Regions from separate parts of the Homo sapiens genome. Here region 2 is linked to region 1. A link is a loop called in an ENCODE intact Hi-C map of the cell type or tissue named here. Cell type or tissue: GM12878. All regions are shown on one strand.

What was found. A loop is a pair of places that touch in the nucleus more often than their neighbours do. Peaks named below come from ENCODE experiments on the same cell type or tissue, not always from the same donor. Only the 100,000 strongest peaks of a DNase experiment are listed, where the experiment ranks them.
Region 2: a loop joins it to region 1, with 2.5 times the contacts of the local background. A loop is called at or near these places in 1 of 110 quality-filtered maps.

What each region holds. Positions count from the first base shown.
Region 1 is chr10:17,981,650-17,986,649 of GRCh38, reverse strand. The region is part of intron 6 of SLC39A12 (solute carrier family 39 member 12); the gene reads right to left. Among named protein-coding and RNA genes, the nearest start is that of SLC39A12-AS1, 26 kb to the left of the region's middle. RefSeq lists an enhancer at 4,293-5,000. In GM12878, no CTCF peak of the experiment used is centred here; a DNase peak (open chromatin) is centred at 2,339.
Region 2 is chr10:18,101,505-18,106,504 of GRCh38, reverse strand. No RefSeq gene overlaps it. Among named protein-coding and RNA genes, the nearest start is that of CACNB2, 36 kb to the left of the region's middle. In GM12878, a CTCF peak has its summit at 2,044 (motif pointing right); no DNase peak of the experiment used is centred here.

The sequences.
Region 1 (5,000 bases):
GTTTGTGTCTCCGCAAAATTCACATGTTGAAACCTAACCACCAAGGTGGTGGGTGGTATTAGGAAGTGAGGCCTTTGGGAGGTGATTAGAACATATACTCTTCACCCCTGTTGAATGGGATTAGGGTCTTTACAGGGGCTAAAGGGACTGGAGTTCTTCCCTTCACCAGTCCATGAACCAGGAACGAGACCCTCACCAGATGCCGAATCTGCTGATGCCTTGATCTTGGACTTCCCAACCTCCAGAACTGTGAGAAATAGATGTCTGTTGTTTACATAAGCCATCCGTTTGTGGTATTTTGTTACAGCAAGGACTAAGACAAGACTTTCTTCAAATAACCGTGTTGTTTTGAAGTTACTCTGACTACCCCTTACTAAAAATTATTGCAGCAAGCAAGGACTGAGCTCACCTCCAACCCTCAAAGAAATAAATTTCTCTCACTTGAAACTACAACATCCACAGACAGACACTAGCAATAATTTCCCTTTAATCATATCTTAAGCTTCTCAAAGGCGAAAAGACTAGCTGTTACATAGGAAGCATAAGGTTTGGCAGTATTGTAGACCTATGTTTGTGTACAAAATGAGTACACGTTTTGGAAGAACTTCCTTCCAAAAGCTGTCTGAATTATTTGCAATGTCCAGGGTGATATTATTTTCAGTGACTAAAATGAGTGTTGTTATTGGTGAAAACTGATCAATGAATGTGTAACAGTCGATAATAAAAATCTGAACAATCTACATTTTGGATGATTGCAATGACTTTTATAATCCTTAGAATTTCATGTTTCTAGGCTTCCTTTTAAAAAAATATTTATAAAGTATAATTTGTAAGTTTATTTGAAAGAAAAAATATATATATATGAAGGGAGAAGAAATAAAGGAGAAAAGGGAAGAGATAAGATTAAAAGAGAGGGAGGAAATGACTTTCAGAATCAAGTACAGACAACATAGAGATAAGGAGTTATCTATGGCATCATTTTCATCTGCTTGTAGATACTCAAAGCAAATGCTTATTTCTCTACCTATTTAGAAATTACTAACAAGTGATGGCAAACTAGTTAGTAAACAATGAGGAAAGCTAATTATGAAATTAAACTACCACTTTCTTCAGTGACTATGGATATACAATAAGTTAAATCAAACAATCCTGGTGTCAAAATACCTAAAGCTCATTGCAATTTTTTTGAAAAAAAAAAACTATCCTCTTAAAGTTTCTTAAAACAGAAAATATTTCATTCTCATCATACTTGCATTTTTCTAAAAGGTTCATTCTTTAAATTAGATCATTTTATTTTATTTTTATTTTTGAGACAGTCTTGCTCTTTCACCCAGGCTGGAGTGCTGTGGCACAATCTCAGCTTGCTGCAACCTCCACCTCCCGGGCTCAAGTGATTCTCCTGCTTCAGCCTCCTGCGTAGCTGGGACTACAGGTGCCCACCACCATGTCTGGCTAATTTTTGTATTTTTAGTAGAGACGGGGTTCCATCATGTTGGCCAGGCTGGTCTCGAACTCCTGACCTCAAATGATCCACCACCTTGGCCTCCCAAAGAGCTGAAATTACAGGCATGAGCCACCATGCCCAGACTAGATCATTTTAATAATATAACTGGTAACAGAAAAATAGGCTTGTGATATTAAGAGGACTTTACTGAAACGTAAGTTCTAAATTACCCAGGGGTTTAATATTAAAATAGAGTTGGCAGTATACTCAGAAGAGGCAAAAAACTTTTAAGCATCTGTTCCCGTACCCCCACTACCACATTTTCATTGCTATGGAATCCCTATAAAATGGTTTACAAGCAAGGTGAAATGAAGAGTTGTTCTTCTATGGGTATAGAGTTTTAGTTTTGCAAGATGAAAAAGTTCTATTATCTATTGCACAACAATGTGAATATACTGAATTGTGCAAATACAAATGGTTAAGATGGCGAACTGTATTTCATGTGTATTGTTCAGACACCTACATCGTCGTGTCTTTTATCATTCTAATGTAACAAAAATACTCATGTTATAGAAACTTCCCTGAAAATCTTCAACTAAGTTTCATATCCCATTCTTTCCCACACAGACTCTATATGGGAATGCCATTCTTTTCATTTATTACATAAATTAAAGATATTTGAATAGTAACATGAGCACCTGGATGTTTAATAAAATTTACAGCTGTCCCATTTTAGAAGTGGTAACTGCAAAAGACCACAAAAGGCCAAGAAAGCACAATGACAAATCAGGGTACAACATTTCCCAGGCAAAAGGCAAAGTTGAAACTTCTTTAGTTATTTTGCTACACCCCAACTCTGTGGGCTTCTACCCATGCAGACAATGAATGTTTCATAACTTCAGAGGTTAGCAAATCTTTTTAGATTCTCTATGAGTCATATTTCACTTGCTTTCATGTAGGAACGACAGCCTCAAAACCATAAAATATCTGACCTGTGGTCACAGGACTCTGCTAATTTACTGCAGGTCCCTGCATAAGTGCCATGAAGTCTTGATTGGCATCAGGCAACTTGCAGACAGGTTCTAAAGTTTCCCATTATTACAACAGAGCTTGACCTAGCCACTAAATTCTTAGCCACTTCTGAGCAGCTACTCTGAATAGGTCTGAAACTTAATTTGTACATGGCCATAATACTCTTTCCTGGAAACTTAATCGAAGATGGTGCTTAGCGGTTGAGTTTCAGCATACTGAATGGTATTTTCTTAATAATGTCTCCCCGAGTCTTCCTCCCTTCAATATAATATCATATATTTCTATAATTTCCAAAGAACTTTTGAAATTAAAGCTTTTCCCTATTCACATAATGCAACATTTTCGATTGAGGACAGTGATGTTTTTCTAGGTTTTGTTTTGTTTTGTTTTTTGAGATGGAGTCTCTCCCTGTCGCCCAGGCTGGAGTGCAATGGTGCAATCTTGGCTCACTGCAACCTCCACCTCCCGGGTTCAAATGATTCTCCTGCCTCAGCCTCCCGAGTAGCTGGGATTATAGGCACCCGCCAGCATACTCAGCTAATTTTTGTATTTTTAGTAGAGACGGGGTTTTACCATGTTGGCCAGGCTGGTCTCGAACTCCTGACCTCGTGAGCTGCCCACCTTGGCCTCCCAAAGTGCTGGGATTACAGGCATAAGCCACTGTGCCCGGCCTAGGTTCTTGTTTTTAAGACAGGGTCTCTCTCTGTCACCCAACTGGAGTGCAATGGCATTGTCATAGCTCACTACAGCCTTGAACTGCTGGGCTCCAATGATCCTCCCACCTCAGCCCCCCAAGTATCTGAGACCACAGGTACGTGCCACCATGCCTGGCTAATTTTCGTTTTTGTAGAGATGGGGTCTCCCTATGTTGCTCAGGCTAGTCTCAAACTCTCGGGCTCAAGTAATCCTCCTGCCTTGCCCTCCCAAAGTACTAGGACTACAGGTGTGAGACACTGCACCTGGCCTTTCTAGAGTCTTTTTTTTTTTTTTTTTTTTTTTTTTTTTGAGATGGAGTCTCGCTTTGTCGCCCAGGCTGGAGTGCAGTGGTGCTGACCTCGGCTCACTGCAAGCTCCGTCTCCCAAGTAGCTGGGACTACAGCCGCCCACCAGCATGCCCGGCTATTTTTTTTTTTAATTTTTAATTTTTAGTAGAGACGGGGTTTCACTGCGTTAGCCAGGATGGTCTTGATCTCCTGACCTCGTGATCCACCCGCCTCGGCCTCCCGAAGTGCTGGGATTACAGACGTGAGCCACCGCGCCTGGCCCCTTTCTAGATTCTTTAGTGAGTGTGACATGTTGGGAGGTTTCCCAGGAAGACTATTCCCCAGAAGTGTCTAGAAGTTCATTCGAGAGGAGACACAATTTTTTTCCGAGGCCTTAATTTCAAAACCCTTTTCCGAGCGGCCTGTACATTCCGGCCCCAAGCCAGGTGGTAGGAATGTAAACTGCCCAGGGATGCTCCTAGGTGCCACAGTGCTGTCTTCATCCATTTTCTGAGCCTCACTGAATGACCACCAAGTGCTGAGTTATTTGGCTGCTCACTATTAATGAAGCTCTTTTTCTCTTAGTGAATGTAGAATCTTAGATATTTAGGCCTGGCGTGTTTTTGTTCACATAACATTTTCAATTAGGCCACTTGATGTTACAGAATCCACTGTGAGTTAGAGGTGGGTGGCTGAACAACTCAGCTATGATTGCTATTGCAGGCTCTCTCAAAGAGAAAGAAACACAGCTCTGAGAAAATAATACATCTAAGGCTCTCAGATCAATGGTAAGCTAATTGTCATATTTTTTACTAGATAACATGGATGTTCTCAACCATTTGTTTTGTCTTTTAAATATACAGAGCTTTAAATTTACTGAAGATATTTTTGTCCACATTATCCCATTTGAACCTTACAGTTCAAGGGCTTCACAGTGAAGCCCTTGGAGAGATCTCATCTATTGCAATGACTCAGTGGGATACAGGTAACTGTAAATATTGATCCCTTCCCTTCCTGGGGCTGACAGCTACATCTGGGAGGCTGGTAGCTCCCAGCATGGGTCACCTTCATCCCACAGCAGCCCAGTGAGCTTTGGTTTACTGTAATGTGTTTTCATTTTTTATACATGCCATGATGTGAGAAAGGCAGCCCTATAGGATATCACTGCTTTCCACTGGGCTGGAAAAGAAACAGTCTTGGGGAGAAATTGCTAAAGATCACAAAGTCTCTGAGGAAAAAAAGCATGACTCAGCTCTGCATTCCACATTCCAATGCTATTGCCTTCTCTTTTACCATGTCACCTCTCAGCTATGGCCTTTTATGTTGATCCATGATTGAGTCAACTATAGAAGACATAATTAATTCATATAAACCATATACAAATATAAAATATTCATTGAAGAGTAGTATGTATCGTGGTTAGAAACAAGGACTCCAGGGCCAGCTTGCCTGGGTTTGAATGGCAACTCCATCACTTCCCAGCTGTGTGTCCTTGGGAAAGTCACTTAATCTCTCTGTGCCTCAGTTTCCTCATCTGTAAA
Region 2 (5,000 bases), 120 kb before region 1:
TATCTTTTTGTAAGAAAGTTAGAAGATCTCAGATAAAATTTTAAGATTCACAGTGATGGAAAGCAATGCTGGTGATTAAGAATAAACCTGCGGATAATAAAAGAGACATTAAAATATGAGTAGATTGATGATGGGGCCATAGTAATATAAACAAGCCCAAGTGTTGGAACCTATTTATTTTATTAAAAACATAGAAAGAGAAACATATGAAAAGCACTCAAAGAAAAAAAAAGCTGGTCTTCATTCCTATCCTGTAGATAATTTCGGGCCACATTGCTTCATCTCTCCCCTTTGTCAAACTCCTAATCCAGATAAATGCTAAGTCATTTTCACTTATCAGAGAATGTCAAAGTACCTGCCCTTGAGCCCTCACTAGGTGTCCAAAAAAGGCTCCCATTTCCCGTGTTATGCTGGCTATTTCTGATGGAGGAATCTTCAGATACGTTCCTCATTGGTCCCATGATTGAAGTCTGTTTTTAGATGGACATTTTCCAGTTTAAATAAATTAAGAGCAATTTAACTTCATCTGCTATTAGAGATCTGGGATAATTCTGCAGCACACAAACTGAACATTTATTTTCTATAGTAAGGGAGATGATAAATGGATGTCTTAAGGGATACAACAGAACATTTTAGAACTCAGAGAACGAGTTAAGAGTGTTAAGAAGGCACATTGATATCTTCTTTCATTAAGCTGGAAGTTACTGAGTTTTTCACTTAAGAAAATTCCACAGCCTTAAGAAAAAAACACGAATGTGGTATTTTTAAGAAAAAATAGCAATAGGGATCTTGGAGCCATGGCTATGTTAAAACAAAACAAAACAAAACCAACAAAATCAGGGTGAATTAGGCAGGTATATTCTTCTCAAGCACAAGAGAAAAATCGGTTAAACTAAGTAATGATTAATGCAAATTTATAATTAGAGAACAAAATACCTACTTACATTTCTTTAATCTTTCATTTATAAATAGTTTTTAAATTGGACTTTAAGAGAATTGAATTCTATCATAGAACAGGAAAAATTGGGTGGAAAACCATAGAGTTTGACTCAGTTAACCAATATCTTTGGAACAAGATTCCACTGAATAGCAAATACTCTAACTTTTGAAAAGTAAAATAACCAGGAAAAAACAATAGCCCCTGGGATTCTGATCTTGCAGCTTCATACCTTCAAAGTATAGTTAAGATGAAGACTCTTCTCATCACCATTACCTTCCCAGGCTCAACCTTTACTCTGACCTCACACAACCTGTATTCCTACATACTTCAAAAATAGTTGGAATAAAATTTTGGCCATACTTTTAATATAATCACAGATGATTCATTTGCTATTCTCTGAGCTTTAACCCAACCAAATTATATTGCCAATGTGATTTTCTCAAGCCAGAAATATTGGTCCAAAGTAGCAGACTAACAAATGTATTGGAACATTGGGCTGCTGTTCTAGACGCACCTTAATTATGTAAAATATCTCTATGACTGTGGGCTGAAAAATGGCGCCCAAGCACTCACCATATTTTATCCATATCCAATTTGTTAGACAGGCCTCAGTTAGCATGGAGCTTCCACATAATGAAATAGAACTAGACCTAAAGGAAACGTGAATTGACATAAACCTTATGATGCCAAATTTATGGTAAGTGCATCAAGACCAGGATATGGCCTTTTTCTTACACCAACAGAATGAGTAAGATCTACAGTCACGATTAGGAAGAAAATAAACACTGCATTACCCAGATATGGGCATTTTCACCTCTTACTATAACTACTTGTTTACGAGACCATCCTGCCTGCTAGGCTGGACACTTATTTAGCACACGGTATGCGATTTGTTCATTGCTATATTCGCAGTGCCTACATTGCCCGGCCACGAGTCAGGGCCCCATAAGTGTTGAATAAATGGCATTTTAAAATGGATAGACTTGTGGGTTGTATTGGAAGAGCTGTAATCAATGGTCAGATCCAGAGGATTCTGAGGATTCCCTTCCTAACATTTTAAGTTTTTAATGTTCTGTGTCAGTAAATACAGTCCAGGCCAGCAGAGGGCAGTGTGACAGACGATGGAACTAGTTTCATGGAGAACTTATTAAAAATGACACTGGGTGGCAAGAGGTTATCGATGGTGGTGGGACTCAAGGTTATTGTCATTTGCCTGGTACAGAATATACAGTGCTCACTCATTTTTCTTAAAAAATAGTTTTGACACGTGGTGTCAGTGTGCTGTCATATGTCCAATAGAATGTTCAGGAAAGAGAGAACCCCCAGTTTCTGGCTGAATGCCCAAGTCAAGAAGAGGGCATCATTTTCCCGAAGCGATTTGAGTCCCTCAAGACCATGGGATGCGCATACTAACGTCCATCACAAATTAACATATTGTAATATGGCTTTTTAACAGAAAGTGTTCTCCAGGTCCCGAGGAGACATTCCGTGCTCATAAAAACAGGACCAAAAACAGATGAAATTACTTCGAAACAATCCTGAATGATTTAGTGTGTTTCTGACAAAGGGAAAGAAAAAAGTCATTTATTTTCCCTGTCATGAGCGCCAGAGAGGATTAACGTCATTTTGGGCAATGGAGAAGAAAATGCAAACCATTGTTTACAGTCATCGTCAAAACCCTGTATGCCAATTTCATTTTCTAGAATGTGTGGAAGTATTTCAACTGTTTGGTTCCTTTTTGAAACCAAATACCAAAATTCATTATGAGAGCAACTGTTTGCCTGAGAATATTATTAATTTATGGTAACTTCTAGTGGTTATGCTTTTTCTTTTTACCATCTCATTTTAATAATTATGGAAATATTAAAATCTGATAGACTGGTGACAATGTACCTTTTATGGCACTCCTGAGTCCCCTCAATATAATATTATCTACAATATGTTATGCAGTCTGCTAGCCTCATTTGTTCCTGTCCTTAGAGAGCTCCATCTAGTTTCTTAGCATCCGTAATGAGCATATAGAAAATAGTTGACTTGATGGAATCTATTGTCACCCTCCTCTTCAAGGTTTTCTTGTCCATGATATGAAAAAAAATTTCATTTCAGCAACATTCATTGATTCATCACTAAGGGCCCAGCATTGGGAAGTACATAAAAGCAGCTTATAACTCATTCTGCCTTGGGGAAATTCTGCACACTTGGGGACTAAGCATTCAAATATATGGAGTCTAAAGGTGCTTCACTCCAATATTGACAGGAAACCTGGGTCAGGACTGAAGGAATTAATGTCATTCACTACCTACCCAAGTGGAATTCAGCATTTAAGTTTCAGATTGAAATTGAGAAAAGTAATGAGTTGAAAAAATAAGATGGAGTTTACTTCCCATAACCACTGTAATAAACCTACTATAATTCTTGAGAATGTCATGTACCAAAAATCTAAACCACTCTCTAGAGTTCACCAGCAAATGAGAAAGGAGATTTTGCTCTATTAAAAAGGAAAAGGATTTGAAGTGAAGTCAATCTGGCTGTTGATGCTTTGTATAACTTTGTTTGTTAAATCAACTCAGACTTTAATAGGTTGACATTCTTATCATTTTGTCTAGTGCAAAGAGAATAAATTTGATAGCCTTAGTTCAAACAATGGAATGGAAAAGTAGGCAGAGTGAATGCATTGTACAAAATCAGCAAATGCTCCCCAGAATGACTCCCCAAAGCCTGTCTTATGTATCAAATCAGCCATGCTCCTCAAATCAGGTTTCCTGAAAATGAACTTGGCTAGATAGCTAAAAAAGAGACTGTGTGTGTCTATTTGTGTGTATGTGTATTTGTGTGTATCTTTGCAATGCGAATGTGTGTTTGTGTGTGGGTATGCATGTGTGCCCTATGTATGCATGTGTGAGGGTATGTATGTATGTATGTTGGAGCAAAGAAGGTGTTGGAAGATTTTTCTTTGCCTAGTCAGCAGTATCTCTAAGGAATAAGTGAAGATGCAAAGAATGATTACCTTAGAGCTTCACATAATCTGCTTGTTACTGAAAAGACCATAGTGTTATTTCAGTTCTTGATACTTAATGTTCTTCTAAAAGAGAAAAATACTTATTTTCTAAAAATGTATCCCTGCTTCTGAGAAGCTCTAACTTGCCAAACTTTCATTGACAAGAAAAGGTACTCCAGGAATAATTTCAGATACCACAATATCTGCTGACCCCATCTCTCCTTGAGGAATATGCTTCCTTGAGGAGGTAGCATAGGTAGACAGAAGATGAGGTCAGGAATTAAATAAACCTGGATTTTAATCCTGGCTCTATGGTTTACTAACTGTGTTTGAGCAGGTTCCTTAACCTCTTCCTAAGCCTCAGTTTCCTCTTCTATGAAATGGATTTACAATTGTACCTACTTTACAGAGTTGTTATAAAAAGGAATTGAGATGATGTAGTCATATGTGTAGTATAGAAGTAGCCACATGGTAAGTATTCAGTATGTGTTAATGATAATGATCTTGTTTGCAAATGAAACATACACATAGTAACAAACACCATTATAGAACAATAATGAGCCAAAGCATATGGGATTCCCCATCTCCTGAATTTCAGAAGACACAAACCATCTTCTCAAATCTACTATCACTTATTTAATATTTTATTATACAAATAAATTTAGCTTTGTTATAAAAATAGTATTTGTGAAATCACAGATTTTATGTGCTAGTTAGAGGTTTTTTCTCTAGTTAACAACATAATACTGAAACATTTAGAAATGTTTGCCTGTGTATCACTTAGAACTATCTTGTGTATCCCTAGTGGTACACACCACACATTTTGGAAAAAAAAAAACAAACAAACTAAGTGGCTATAAAGTAAAAAAGACAAATATAAACTGAGGAAGGCTTTATGTAGGAGGTAGATTTAAGGAGGGGCTTGAAGGATGAAGGATGAATAAAATCAGAGGGCTCACATAAGAAACAACTGTTAAATGAATGAATTAATCAATATATCACCAGATTAATTAGACCTCCGTATCAGTGAGGCAGGATAATAGAAATTATTAAAATTTTTAA